Regions from separate parts of the Homo sapiens genome. Here all the other regions are linked to region 5. The links are chromatin contacts, found by Hi-C or POLR2A ChIA-PET in ENCODE. All regions are on one chromosome and are shown on one strand. Each heading gives the region's core, a stretch centred on a gene start or an enhancer-like site at or near the end of the contact. The rest is flanking DNA. Distances are from core to core; before and after follow the strand shown. Region 1 has its middle 4.5 kb from the start of LINC03139. Region 2 has its middle 30 kb from the start of CHST3. Region 3 overlaps CHST3 (carbohydrate sulfotransferase 3). Region 4 has its middle 19 kb from the start of LINC03139. Region 5 has its middle 23 kb from the start of DDIT4.

Region 1 (2,700 bases), core at 21-2,520, 420 kb after region 5:
AACGTTCTCACTTCTGAGCCTTATCTGGGCCAAAGGAGTGTGACCCTGGTTCCTGCCCTCATAGTGTGCTGAGAACAGGCTCTGCCTCCAGGTACCTCTCTAACTACCTACTGGGGGTAGGAGGTTGTTCACAGGGCACTGCCCCATGGAAGGCCCAGTTGGGCGGGAGTTGTGCCTTTCTTGTGTGAGGTGGCAGGATACCAAGAAAGGGGACACGGGGGGCTGGGCCCGGTGGCTCACGCTTGTAATCCCAGCACTTTAGGAGGCCAAGGCGGGTGGATCACGAGGTCAGGAGATCGAGACCATCCTGGCTAACACGGTGAAACCCCATCTCTCCTAAAAATACAGAAAATTAGCCGGACGTGGTGGCAGGTGCCTGTAGTCCTAGCTACTCGGGAGGCTGAGGCAGGAGAATGGTGTGAACCCGGGAGGCAGAGCTTGCAATGAGCAGAGATCGCGCCACTGCACTCCAGCCTGGGCGACAGAGCAAGACTACATCTCAAACAAAAAAAAAAAAAGAAAGAAAGAAAGGGGACACGGGGAAGCCAGACAGGAGGATGGCAGCCACATGACATTGCTGTGCATCCAGGATTTGAGCGTGGATAGCTCTGAGGGAGAGTTGTGTGGGATCTGCACCCAGGCTCCATGCTCTGACATGGAGGATGAAGAGTGGGGAAAAGAGAAGGATCCCGGATACCACTTAGAGGCCACTGAGGCCACCTGGGAGATGATGGTGGCCTGGACTGGGGTAGTAGTAGTGGAAGTGCTGAGAGCAGGTTTAGTTCAGGAAATATTTGCCTTCTCCCTGGGTTCTGGAGCCTGGCACGCTTATTTGCAAAGGGGACCTCCCCACCCACAGGGGCTGCAGGATTAGGAAGCCACACACAAACAAAGCCACACACCAGTCCAGGGCAAGGAACAATTTTTACAATCCAGTATAACAAGCTTCCAGGCTGTGTGCACACCTTCCAGATAGGCAGGGGGTTTGCAGATGAAAGGGAACCGGTGGCACAGCGCACACTGAGCTGAGAGTTGGGAACCTGGGTTTGAGTCTCTGATCTTCTCGGGGGGTAACCTTGGGCAAGGCCCTTGGCCTTTCAGAGCTGTGTGCTCCCCGTTGGGACAGTAAGGACAGTCATCTAGACCTTTCAGCTTTGAGGGTTTCAGTTCTAGTTTCCTGGGTCATGCTGGCTGTGTGCTCTCACTCCTTCTAGGGCTGTGGTTTTGCAGGCCTGGGACTTGGGCCCTTCTTTCTCATCAGGTATGGGACCCAAGCACAGTGGGTCCTCAACCGCCGGCTCACTGACTCTTCAACCCATCATGATGCTCAGAGATAGCAGTGGCTGGGTGACCAGATGTCCCTGGCCATGCTCAAAAGTGTCCTGGTGAGGATGATAAATTAGACACAAGTGGGCATGGTGGCTCACACCTGTAATCCCAGCACTTTGGGAGGCCTAGACGGGTGGATCATCTGAAATCAGGAGTTTGAGACCAGCCTGGCCAACATGGTGAAACCCTATCTCAGGCCGGGCGTGGTGGCTCATGCCTGTAATCCCAGCACTTTGGGAGGCCGAGGCAGGTGGATCACGAGGTCAGGAGTTTGGGACCAGCCTGGGCTGCATGGTGAAACCCCATCTCTACTAAAAAAATACAAAAAATTAGCCGGGCATGGTGGTGCGCACTTGTAATCCCAGCTACTTGGGAGGCTGAGGCAGGAGAATCGCTTGGATCGGGAGGCGGAGGTTGCAGTGAGCCAAGACTGGATCATGCCACTGCACTCCAGCCTGGGTGAGAGGGCGAAATTCCTTCTAAAAAAAAAAAAAAAAGAAAAGAAATCCATCTATACTAAAAATACAAAAATTAGCTGGAAGTGGTTGCACACCTGTAACCCCAACTACTCAGGAGGCTGACGCAGGAGAATTGCTTGAACCTGGGAGGCGAATGTTGCAGTGAGCCGAGATCGCGCCATTGCACTCCAGCCTGGGCAACAGGGCCAGACTCTGTCTCAAAAAAAAAAAAAAAAAAATTAGATGGTCACCTTTCCACTATAGGTTGTAGGACCCACCAACAACCTAAGATCACTTCCATCTCTGAAGGCCCAAGGGAGGCCAGAATCTGGCAGTCACCCTGAGTGGGGAGGGAAACAGAGAATAATGTGGAATCAGCTGAGTCACGGGGTCCAGCCGCATCCCCAGAAGGTGCCTTCTGGGACCTGCCCTGACCTGGAAAATTAAGCCTTTTCTAGAAATACAAGCTGCTACTGGCCTGGAGGAGGGTGGCACACATCAGTTTCTAGCCCTGCTATGTGGCCTTGTCCCTGTAACTCCTAGAACAAAGCTTAATAAACCCTCCTCGTCTTTCCTTGGGCAAGGCTTCTGAGGCCTCAGTGATTACATGAAATCCCAAGTTAATTTTTTAAGCAGATTATCTCTATGGCCAAAGACCAAAACAGTGGAAAAAGCCTTGCCCAGGGAGTCAGAAACTTGGGGGTTTTGTCCCAGCTCTAGCCTCTTGCTGGGTGACCTTGGGGGAGCCTCTTGATCCCTCTGGGCCTCAGTTTCTCTTCCTGTAAAAGGAGGCCATTGGACTAGGGTGCTCTCTGAGGGACTGCAAGCTCTATTTTATTTATTTATTTATTTATTTATTTATTTATTTATTTATTTATTTATTGAGATGGAGTCTTGCTCTGTTTCCCAGGCT
Region 2 (2,700 bases), core at 181-2,680, 360 kb after region 5:
ATAATGGCATTTGCAAAAACCTGGATAGAGTTGGAGACTATTATTCTAACTGAAGTAACTCAGGTATGGAAAACCAAACATCATATATTCTCACTCATAAGTGGGAGCTAAGCTATGAGGACGCAAAGGCATAAGAATGATACAATGGACTTTGAAAACTTGGCGGGTGGTGGGGAAGGATGGAAGTGGGGTGAGAGATAAAAGACTACACATTGGGCCATCCTGGCTAACATGGTGAAGCCCCATCTCTACTAAAAATACAAAAGAAATTAGCTGGTCGTGGTGGCACATGCCTGTGATCCTAGCTACTCGGGAGGCTGAGGCAGAAGAATGGCTTGAACCTGGGAGGTGGAGCTTGCAGTGAGCTGAGATTGTGCCCCTGTACTCCAGCCTGGGCGACAGAGCGAGACTCTGTCTCAGGAAGAAACAACAACAACAAAAAACGCTACACATTGGGTACAGTGTACACTGCTTGGGTAATGGGTGCACCAAAATCTCAGAAATCACCACTAAAGAACTTATCTGGGGCTGGGCACAGAGGCTCACACCTGTAATCCCAGCACTTTGGGAGGCCGAGGGGGGTGGATCACGAGGTCAAGAGATCGAGACCATCCTGGCCAACGTGGTGAAACCCCATCTCTACTAAAAATACAAAAATTAGTTGGGCGTGGTGGCATGCACCTGTAGTCCCAGCTATTCAGGAGGCTGAGGCATGAGAATTGCTTGAACCTAGGAGGCAGAGGTTGCAGTGAGTGGAGATCGCTGCACTGCACTCCCGCCAGGCAACAGAGCGAGACTCTGTCTCAAAAAAAAAAAAAAAAAAAAAGGACTTATCCATGCAACCAAACACCACCTGTTCCCCAAAAACCTATTGAAATAAAAATAAATTAATAAAAAAAACTAGTCTTAGCTGTTTTTTTTTCTTTTTCTTTTTCTCATTGCCAGTGGAGGGAAATAGTCTTGGGTGTTTTTGTTCTTGTTTTTTTCTTACAGCAGCACAAATGAAACAAGATAGACCTTTATGGAGATTTAAAGGTCTAAATTACAATTAACTGAGGCCATAAGGGTGGGGCCCTAATCCAATAGGACTGGTGTCCTCATAAGAAGAAGACACAGCATACACCAGATATCTTCCTTTCTCTGCACCTGCACAGAGGAAAGTCTATGTGAGAACACAGCAAGAAGGTGGCTGTCTATAAGCTGGAAGAGAGGCCTCACCAGGAACCAAACTAATGGCACCTGATGTTGGACTTCCAGCCTCCAGAAAATAAGTTGCCATTGTGTAAGTCTGTTATGGCAGACCTAGTAGAATAATACACCCCAAATGAAAACAAAAGTAGGATTTTAAAAACCCCAGATCTACAGATCATATCCACAACAAAACTAGGTGACGGGTTAAACCCACAAGCTTAAGGTGCAGGTGGGTGGGGAAAAACCACAGCAGTTACAAAGGCTTCTTGCACCAAACAGTCAAGTTGTGAAGGCAAAGGAAAATTTCTTGAAGGAAATCAAAAGAGCTGCTCCAGTGAACACACAAATGATAAGAAAGCACAACAGTCTTGCTGATATGGAGAAAGTTTCTGAGTGGTATAGACAGAAGATCAAGCCAGCCATAACATTCCCTTAAGCCAAAGCCTAATGCAGAGCAAGGCCCCAACTATCTTCAATTCTATGAAGGCTGAGAGAGACGAGGAAGCTGCAGAAAAGTTGGAAGCTGGCAGAAGTGGGTTCATGGGGTTTAAGGAAATATGTCATATACATAACATAAAACCTGCAGAAAGTTATTCAGAAGATCCAGCTAAGGTCATTGATGAAGGTGGCTACACTAAACAACAGGTGTTTTAATGGAGACGACACAGCCTTACGTGGGAAGAAGAGGCCATCTAGGACTTTCACAGCTAGAGAGGAGAAGTCAGTGCCTGGCTTCAAAGCTTCAAGCGACAGGCTGACTCTCTTGTTAGGGGCAGCAGGTGACTTTAAGTTGTTAGGGGAAGCTGGTGACTTTAAGTTAAAGCCAATGCTCATTGACCATTCCAAAAGTCCTAGAGCCCTTAAAAATTATGCTAAATCAGCTGGGTGCGGTGGCTCACGCCTGTAATCCCAGCACTTTGAGAAGCTGAGGCGGTTGGATCACCTGAGGTCAGGAGTTCAAAACCAGCCTGGCCAACATGGTGAAACCCCATCTCTACTAAAAATACAAAAATTAGCCAGGTGCGGTGGTGGGCGCCTGTAATCCCAGCTACTTGGGAGGCTAAGGCAGGAGAATTGCTTGAACCTGGGAGGCGGAGGTTACAGTGAGCCGAGATTGCACCATTGCACTCCAGCCTGGGCGACAGAGTGAGACTCTGCCTCAAAAAAAAAAAAAAAAAAAAAAAAAAAAAACTAAATCTAGACTATATCAGATTATTATTGAAGTGGGGAAAAAAAAAGAATTATGCTAGGTTCACTCTGCCTGTGCTCTATAAAAAAAAAACTTGCACAACAGCTTATCTGTTCATTGAATATTTTCAGCCAACTGTTGAGACCTACTGCTCAGAAAAAATATTTTTTTTCAAAATATCACTGCTTACTGACAATGCATCTAGTCACCCATGGGCTCTGATGGAGATGTACAAGGAGATGAATGTTGTTTCCATGCCTGCAAACACAACATCCATTCTGTGGCCCATGGATCAAGGAGTAATTTCAACTTTCAAGCCT
Region 3 (2,700 bases), core at 74-2,573, 310 kb after region 5:
GCCATGTACTTATTACCCCTACTTTAGGAGGAGGTGGCTAAGGAAGCCTAGGAATCTTCTGGGCCCTGGAGTCCTTTTTCTTCCCTCATCCCTCATGTGCCCTATTTTTTCCCATTTTGGTCATGCTCATTATTACAAAACGCTGTGCTCATTTGTGGGGTTTGGAGCTTTTGTCAGTTTTATCAATCATCAACCTTTTGACCAGAAATGTGTGCATGTACGTATACATGCAATGGGTGCATCATACGTGCACATGCTCGGGAGAAGCCCATGGAAGCTGTGAGGGGACCATGGGCTAGCCTTCAATGGCTACACAATGGCCACAGCTTCCCATTTTGTTCTGCACCTCTGGAAAGACGGCTCCATTACAGGATTTCTGAGATAACCGGGTAGAGAAAAACTCTCCATGCATAAGTCTAGGATCCCTAATTCTTGCTCTATCCTCCTTCCTGACCTTCTAAGGAGGCTTTCTGATCCTGGAGAATGATCAAGTAAGGGACAGGACAGAGAGGAGAATTTCTTCTGCTCCCTGTTTTCTTCCAACCCTACTTCTATTTCCTCTGTCTTTTTTTTTTTTTTTTTTTGAGACAGTCTCACTCTTGTTACCCAGGGTGGAGTGCAGTGGCACAATCTTGGCTCAACGCAACCTCCGCCTCCCGGGTTCAAGCCATTCTCCTGCCTCAGCCTCCCGAGTAGTTGGGATTACAGTTAGGCACCACCACGCCCAGCTAATTTTTTTGTATTTTTAGTACAGACAGGGTTTCACCATGCGGACCAGGCTGGTCTTGAACTCCTGACCTCAAGTGATCTGCCCGCCTCAGCCTCCCAAAGTGCTGGGATTACAGATGTGAGTCACTGCGTCGGTCTCCTCTGTTTCTATACAGTGGCAACAGAATTTGAATCCTCTGGAGCTTCCTCAAACTCCCACTTAATGGTCCCATTGACAGCAGGAAGGGGTTTTATTCCTGTGATGAAAGGAGGAACTCCAGCCTCTTTTCTTCTTATTCTTTTTTTTTTTCCTGCTCCCGCCCTGACTTCAACCTCTTGTGTTCTGTCCAACATCTCTGCACTAGATCTGTAGGAGAAGCAGCGGTTAGGGAGAGAGGGGCCACAGGGGTCTTGGGCAGCAGGAGGCTTGGTCCGCATGTGTCTGCTGCTATCCTCTGACTGATCTATGGCCACAGAGGAGCCCATCTACACTCGGTCTGCCAGTGGAAACAGAGGTCAATTGTCTAACTGCTCTGAGCGTTGGACAGATGGCCCTGAACTCGGACAGACTTGGAGTGGGTCCCAGCTCTCCCACTTACTCTCTGCTGACGTTGGGTGAGGAATTTAACTTCTCTGAGCTTAGGCTGGCCCCACAGGGTTGTTGTGAGCATCAAGGAAGCTGTGTGAGCTCCGAAAATTGGGAAGATTGCACACAGGCTGGGCATTATTGCTGGTCTGAACAAATGTCAGCCAGAGCCCGTCTATGCCAATGGCACTGTTGGTTGGTATTTCTTGGGTACATCTCTCCCCATGCTGGGCTGCAGGGGAGGGACACTGGCTGATCCACTTCGGGTTTATCTTATAGAACCAGCCCCAGGCGATCTCTGCCTGCTGCAACTATTCCTATCGGTCAAGGGCCCACCTTTCCAGCATTACTTACAGGGACACTCACCTAACATGTCAGGCCTCGGGCCTGGGCACACCTGGACATGGCCATGGCCAAACGGTTTCTCAGCTAAGAGGGCAAGTCAATTTCCACCCCGGGCCAAAGCTGACAGATGGGAAGGGGCTGCCTGGAGCGCCGTATTTGAAAATACGAGTGCTGCGATTGCTCTGTGACATCTATCATGGGTGGAGGATGGCACAGCTATTGTGAATCTGCTGCGGCTGTTTTAGAGGACTGGTTTTCAACTCTGACAGCATAAGAATCATCCAGAGAAGTTTACAAATCACTGAGGCCTGGGTGCCACCTCCAGATTCAGATTGCATTGGTGTGGCCTGGGCATCAAGATTACTTAAAGCTCCTTAGGTGATTCTAACCTAGAATCAGCAAAGATGGAGAGCCACTACTTTTAGAGCACCCAACTTCACTACCCTGGCGCTCTTACAGACAGCGGGAGCTGCTGCCTGCACACACACTAGCTATCAGCAAGGCCAGAGTGGCAGCGGCCTGCTGAATCTCTTGCTAACCAGGGAGGGATGCCAGGAGAACAGGTCTGTGTCCCTTGTTTTACCTACTTAGTAAAAAAAAACAACACTGATACACATACAATAACTTGGATGAATTTCCAGGGAACTGTGCTGAGTGAAAACAGCCAATCACAAAAGGTTACACACTGCATAATTCCATTTATAGAACATTCCTGAAATGACAAAACTGTAAGAATGGAGAACAGACTAGTATTGCCAAGGGTCAAGGAAGGGGTGGGGGCAGGAGGGAAGTGAGTGTAGTTATAAAAGGGCACCACAGGGGATTCTGTATGAAGTCAACATTCTGATTGTGACATTAGGCTAGGCTTTCACAGAATGTTACCATAGGGGGAAGTGGGTAACAGATTCATGAGACCTCTCTGTACAATTTATTAAAATTGCGTGTGAATCTACTGTTATGTCAAAATGAAACTGTGTAATGAAAAGGAAAAAAAAGAAAAGAAAACTAGCTCCCACAACAGGAGGCAGGGTTTCAAGAGATCTTTGCAAGTTGGAAGTAGA
Region 4 (2,700 bases), core at 100-2,599, 400 kb after region 5:
ACTGCATTCCAGCCTGGGCAAGAGAGTGAGACTAAACAACAAAAAGTTAAAAAGTTGCCAAGACAGTATTAAATTGAAACAAAAATCAAGAAGCTTTTAAAAACAAAGTTAAAAAGCAGGAGATGCTGGGCACCATGGCTCATGGCTGGAATGACAATACATTAGGGGGCCGAAATGAGAGGATCACTTGAGCTTGGGAGCTTGAGACCAGACTGGGCAACATGGTGAGATCCCCATCTCTACAAAAAAAAAAAAAAAAACCCCAAAAAACAAAAAAAACAAAAAAAACTTAGTCGGATGTGGTGGCACATGTTTGTAGTCTGTGGTGGAAGGTGAGCCATGATTGTGCCACTGCATGCACACCAGCCTGGGTAACAGACTGAGACTCTGTTTCAAAAAAAAAAAAAAAAAAATGCGAGGGGACTAAGTTAAGAGGTAGTTTTGTTTGTTTGTTTTGTTTTGAGACAGAGTCTTGCTCTGTCAGCCAGGCTGGAGAGCAGTGGCACAATCTCGGCTCACTACAATCTCGGCTCACTGCAACCTCTGTCTCCCAGGCTCAAGCTATTGTCCTCCCTCAGCCTCCTGAGTAGCTGGGATTACAGACACGTGCCACCATGCCCAGCTAAGTTTTGTATTTTTAGTATAGATGGGGATTCACCATGTTGTCCATGCTGGCCTCGAACTCCTGACCTCAAGTGATCTGCCTGCCTTGGCCTCTCAAAGTGCTGGGATTACAGGCATGAACCACCATGCCCAGCCAGGAATCACATTTCAACATGAGATTTGGAGGACAAACGTCCAAACCGTATCAACCTTTATGCTTCTTTTTGGCTTCCAGGAAAAACAAGACCCCTCTCTCAGGTGCCCTTAAAGAACCCCATCCTTTTTCACAGCATCTAACCAAACTTTGGTTTTTTGAGACTAAATTTTTTTTGTTCCCTCACCAAATTATAAGTCCCATGTGGGCAGGACCTGGGCCCCTTTTGCTTCTCACTGTGTCCTCAGTGACTAGGACAGTGCCTGGCACTTTGCAGGTGCTCAAACATCTTTTCTTGGTTACATGAAAGAGTGAATGGCTTTTTTGAGCACCTACTAGAGATTAAAAGTTTTATAGATGTCAAGTTTTCCTAAAGCCAAGCACAGTGGTGGCCCGGTTTGGCACTCAATAACTTACTGAGTCCTTGCCACCCAGGTCTGCGTTCTGTCTCTCTGGGTTTAGGGGTCTGGGATGTGGCCTTCCCTAGGGCTGCTATGAGTTGCTGTGGAGGCAGAGAAGACAAGGCTTAGCCTGCTAGCTGGAGCACTTCAGGCATCATTACTGTGGGCAGCTCTGTGAGGTCACTCCTGCCCCAATCCCTGGGCACCCGGCTGAGTGTGAGGCTTTGAGGACCAACCTAGAGATTAGGAACAGGGTTTTAGGCCAGGCATGGTGGCTCATGCCCATAATTCCAGCACTTTGAGAGACCAAGGTGAGAGGGTCACTTGACCCGAGGAGTCGGGGATCAGCCTGGGCAACATAGTGAGTCCCCTTAGCTACACTTAAATTTAAAAAAATAGAAAAGAAGGAACAGAAAATAGAAAAGAAGCAAATAGAAATAGAAAAGAAAAAGAAAAGCAAGTATAATAGAAATAGAAAAGAAGCAAATACTGTATTCTTCTGCCGTCTCATGGTCAGTCCTAGAATAGCAAGGGAAGCTTCCCCACCTCTCTGGTACTATACTGGGAGTGACCGCCAGAGGGCAGTGTTCTCCACATTGTTGCACCCAATAGGTGTCCCACCACACAAACCCAGCTCTTTAAAAAGTAGATTTTTTTCTTATCCAAAGTCGATTCATACAAAAAGAAAAAGAAATAAAAAATAAATTATTTTAATGGCTTCATTGCTACATGTTTGTTTTTTTGAAAAGGAGTCTTGCTCTGTCGCCCAGGCTGGAGTGCAGGGGGGTGATCTCCCCTCACTGCAACCTCCGCCCCCTGGTTTCAAGCGATTCTCCTGCCTCAGCCTCCGAGTAGCTGGGTTTACAGGCATGAGCCACCACGCCCGGCTAATTTTTGTATTTTTAGTAGAGACAGAGTTTCACCATGTTGGCCAGGCTGTTCTTGAACTCCTGACCTCAAGTGATCTGCCCACCTTGGCCTCCCAAAGTGCTGGGATTACAGGCGCGAGACACCGAGCCCAGCCCTCATCTCTATTTTAAATTATAAAAAAATTTTTAAAAGAATTATTGAGGACCCAGATATTTATTAATTTATCAAAAAGTAATAATGAACTCATTACATGTAAACATAAACATATTTTTACGAAAAATACCTTCATTTCCAAAACAAAGAGAAATTTAGTGAGAAAAACAGCATTGTTTTACACTTTTGCAAATCTCTCAAGCAACTGTCTTAATTAAAGACTGTTGGAGCCTCATGTCTACTTCTGCATTCAGTCTGTTGCAATATGTTGGGGCTTTTAAAATTTTTATTTATTTTTTTATTTTGAAACAAAGTTTTGCCCTTGTCGCCCAGCCTGGAGTGTAATGTTGTGATCTTGGCTCACTGCATCCTCCACCTCCCAGGTTCAGGTGATTCTCCTGCCTCAGCCTCCCGAGTAGCTGGGATTACAGGAGTGCGCCACCACATCCAGCTAATTTTTTTGTATTTTTAGTAGAGATGGGGTTTCACCATGTTGGCCAGTCTGGTCTTGAACGCCTG
Region 5 (2,700 bases), core at 29-2,528:
GGACAGTGTGAGACCCACAATTCAGCGCACCTGCTCACCTTGGTTCCCCATCCTGCCCTGGGTGGGTCTTGGCTTGGAAACCCTAATCCGCTTACTAAGCACCGACCCCACTCCGTGCCCTGCCCGTGCCATGTCCACTCCACTGCACTGAACTGGGTTTCTTTGTCCGTTTCAGCAGACCCTCCTCATCGTGTCCCTCTTCCAGGCAGCCTTCTCTTATAAATTTTGGGCATGCTGGGACTTGTCTACACTGTTGGCAATTGTCAAGGCTTTAGGTCCGAGTTGTTCCTCAACTTCTGACCCCCACCTCATGCTAACAGGACTGGGGCCACAGCGCGTGACTGCAATGTGGCCAGTCCTGGGAGAGCCGGCCTCGCCCCGCGGGGAAGCGGGCGGCCCCTCCGTTGCCATGGCAGCCGAGAGCACCCCCACGAGGCTCCTCATTGGCCACCAAGTCGAGGTCCCGCCTCCGCCATCAGAAGGGACCAACCAAGGCAGACCGGGTGCGACCCAGTTGAGGGATTAGCGGGTGACGCATCTCTCCCAGTCCCTCATGGAGACCCGCGCGCCCGCGATCCTACGGGCGCAGCCGTGGCCCTGGGTCGGGGTCACGCTCGCTGGGCGCGCCTCGGGCGGGGCTGGGGAGGTGCGGAGCTGGGGGGCGCCGCGGGAGGAGGCCACTCAGGCCGCTGGGGAGGGCCGGGCTGCGGCTGGGAGGTTTCCGAGGACGGTCAGGCGGAGGCGGAGGCCGTGCAGGAGGCGGAGGAGGAAAACTATTAAGGAAGGGGGTGGAAGGGCCCCGCTGGCTGAAGACCGCTGAGCTCAGGCGGTGGTAGGACCCTGGGCACGGAGTTGCATGGAACCCTGTTCGAATCCTGCTCTGCACCCGCTTGCGCTGTGGCCTCGCGCACGCGAGCCTTCCTGCCCGGGGGAGCGGGAAGGAGGGAGGGGAGCGGCGAACATCTACTTTGTGCCGATCCTTTTGCTGAAAACCCTAGTTTTCTCTCCAGGATTCCCTCAAAACGACCCTGAAATAGGTGGATGCTATCCTTAGCCCCATTTTACAGATGAGGAAACAGGTTCAAAGGAGGCTACGTGAGAAAAGCCTCGAGTGAGCTCAGTTCCCAGATGTGAGAATGATGTGGCCGGGTTGGTGGTTATCTGCGGGGGGAAGTAGGAGGTGCCCTGCCCACCCCCACGCTCAGGCATCCTGGCCGGCCCGGAAGGAAGAGTTCGTGCCAAGCCGTGAGACTCGGTGGTTTCCTGCAGCAAATCTGCGTCAGGCTCTCTCTGGGGGGTTAACCGCCGCAAACTGGTAACAGCGTCAGAAAGGGGAAACCGAGCTTTATCTGCGGAGGTCCCTGGGCCAGGGACAGCAGATTAAAGAACATGGAGGCAGGGCGCGGTGGCTCACGTCTTAAACCCAGCACTTTGGGAGGCCGAGGCCGGAGGATCGCTTGAGACCAGGAGTTTGAGACCAGCCTGGGCAAGATAGGGAGACCTCTTCTCTAAAAATAAAAAATAAAGAAGATGGAGCCCGCCCCTCGGGAAGGAGGGAAGGGAGAAAGTGTTTCTAACTCCTTATTGTCCTTTCTCTTCTTTTCTTTTCTTTTTTTGAGATGGAGTTTCGCTCTTGTTTCCCAGGCTGGAGTGCAATGGCGCGATCTCGGCTTACCGCAACCTCCGCCTCCCGGGTTCAAGCAATTCTCCTGCCTCAGCCTCCTGAGTAGCTGGGATTACAGGCATGCGCCACCACACCCGGCTAATTTTGTATTTTTAGTAGAGATGGGGTTTCTCCATGTTGGTCAGGCTGGTCTCAAACTACTGACCTCGTGATCCGCCCGCCTCAGCCTCCCAAAGTCCTGGGATTATAGGCGTGAGCCACCGTGCCTGGATCCTTGTTATTTCAAAACAGGCTGAGGTTCCCTCTGGAAGCCCCATTTAAGAACAGACCCATGGCCGGGCGCGGTGGCTCACGCCTGTAATCCCAGCACTTTAGGAGGCCGAGGCGGGCAGATCACCTGAGGTCCGGAGTTTGAGACCAGCCTGACCAACATGGAAAAAACCCCGTCTCTACTAAAAATACAAAAGTAGCCGGTCATGGTGGCGCATGCCTATAATCCCAGCTACTCAGGAGGCTGAGGCAGAAGAATCGCTTGAACCCAGGAGAAGGCAGAGGTTGCGGTGAGCCGAGATCGCACCATTGCACTCCAGCCTGGGCAACAAGAGCGAAACTCCATCTCAAAAAAAAAAAAAGAAAAAAAAGAAAAGAAAATTCACCATATGAATGTCAGACTCTTAATGATGCAAATGCCAGAAAACCTGACTCAAACTGATTTATGCTAAAAAGGGAATCTACTGGCTCAGGAAACTGAGAACCCCAGGCATGACTCGATCTGGCGACACCACGACGTCATGAAGACTCATTTCCCAGAGTCTTTGTACTTGTTTGTACTTTGCCTTTGCTGTCTTGGGAAGTGTTTGGGCTCCATGAGCACCTGCTGCAGCTGCAGGGGCACATCATCCCAAGTTCCAGTTGAGTAGAAAGAGGCTCTGTCCTTGGGAATTGTGACACATGTCCCGGGTTTCACTGTAACTGGACAGTTGGGGTCATGTGACCACACAGATACCAGGGGCAAGGCAGGAATAACCCTGTGTTGATTGGCAAATCTGTTCACAGGCCCCACACCTGCAGCCTCA

Evidence for each region. A loop is a pair of places that touch in the nucleus more often than their neighbours do. ChIA-PET counts read pairs that join two places held with the same protein, here RNA polymerase II (POLR2A). Pooled maps may share reads with other maps.
Region 1: a pooled map shows a loop between it and region 5 (8-fold over the local background). The contact joins two enhancer-like sites. A Hi-C loop is called at or near these places in 3 of 37 single-sample maps with no recorded cell type and 3 of 50 pooled maps. POLR2A ChIA-PET finds 5 or more read pairs at or near these places in 2 of 52 experiments (WTC11 and activated B cell).
Region 2: a loop to region 5 is called in a pooled map, with 3 times the contacts of the local background. The contact joins two enhancer-like sites. A Hi-C loop is called at or near these places in 3 of 50 pooled maps. POLR2A ChIA-PET finds 5 or more read pairs at or near these places in 2 of 52 experiments (activated CD4-positive, alpha-beta T cell and naive thymus-derived CD4-positive, alpha-beta T cell).
Region 3: a pooled map shows a loop between it and region 5 (5-fold over the local background). The contact joins two enhancer-like sites. A Hi-C loop is called at or near these places in 2 of 50 pooled maps. POLR2A ChIA-PET finds 5 or more read pairs at or near these places in 7 of 52 experiments (B cell, H1, OCI-LY7 and 3 more).
Region 4: a pooled map shows a loop between it and region 5 (2.7-fold over the local background). The contact joins two enhancer-like sites. A Hi-C loop is called at or near these places in 2 of 37 single-sample maps with no recorded cell type and 2 of 50 pooled maps. POLR2A ChIA-PET finds 5 or more read pairs at or near these places in 2 of 52 experiments (WTC11 and endothelial cell of umbilical vein).

The regions. Positions count from the first base shown.
Region 1 is chr10:71,872,266-71,874,965 of GRCh38, reverse strand. No RefSeq gene overlaps it. Among named protein-coding and RNA genes, the nearest start is that of LINC03139, 4.5 kb to the left of the region's middle. RefSeq lists an enhancer at 1,278-1,347. Within about 2 kb of position 1,270, at least 4 of the 41 ENCODE cell types and tissues checked have a DNase peak (open chromatin) inside an H3K27ac peak, as active enhancers do.
Region 2 is chr10:71,932,546-71,935,245 of GRCh38, reverse strand. No RefSeq gene overlaps it. Among named protein-coding and RNA genes, the nearest start is that of CHST3, 30 kb to the left of the region's middle. Within about 2 kb of position 1,430, at least 2 of the 41 ENCODE cell types and tissues checked have a DNase peak (open chromatin) inside an H3K27ac peak, as active enhancers do.
Region 3 is chr10:71,985,599-71,988,298 of GRCh38, reverse strand. The region is part of intron 1 of CHST3 (carbohydrate sulfotransferase 3); the gene reads right to left. Among named protein-coding and RNA genes, the nearest start is that of CHST3, 23 kb to the right of the region's middle. Within about 2 kb of position 1,323, at least 21 of the 41 ENCODE cell types and tissues checked have a DNase peak (open chromatin) inside an H3K27ac peak, as active enhancers do.
Region 4 is chr10:71,895,604-71,898,303 of GRCh38, reverse strand. No RefSeq gene overlaps it. Among named protein-coding and RNA genes, the nearest start is that of LINC03139, 19 kb to the right of the region's middle. Within about 2 kb of position 1,349, at least 4 of the 41 ENCODE cell types and tissues checked have a DNase peak (open chromatin) inside an H3K27ac peak, as active enhancers do.
Region 5 is chr10:72,295,914-72,298,613 of GRCh38, reverse strand. No RefSeq gene overlaps it. Among named protein-coding and RNA genes, the nearest start is that of DDIT4, 23 kb to the right of the region's middle. RefSeq lists enhancers at 135-224, 1-493, 1,145-1,444, 2,449-2,700 and a silencer at 515-784. Within about 2 kb of position 1,278, at least 39 of the 41 ENCODE cell types and tissues checked have a DNase peak (open chromatin) inside an H3K27ac peak, as active enhancers do.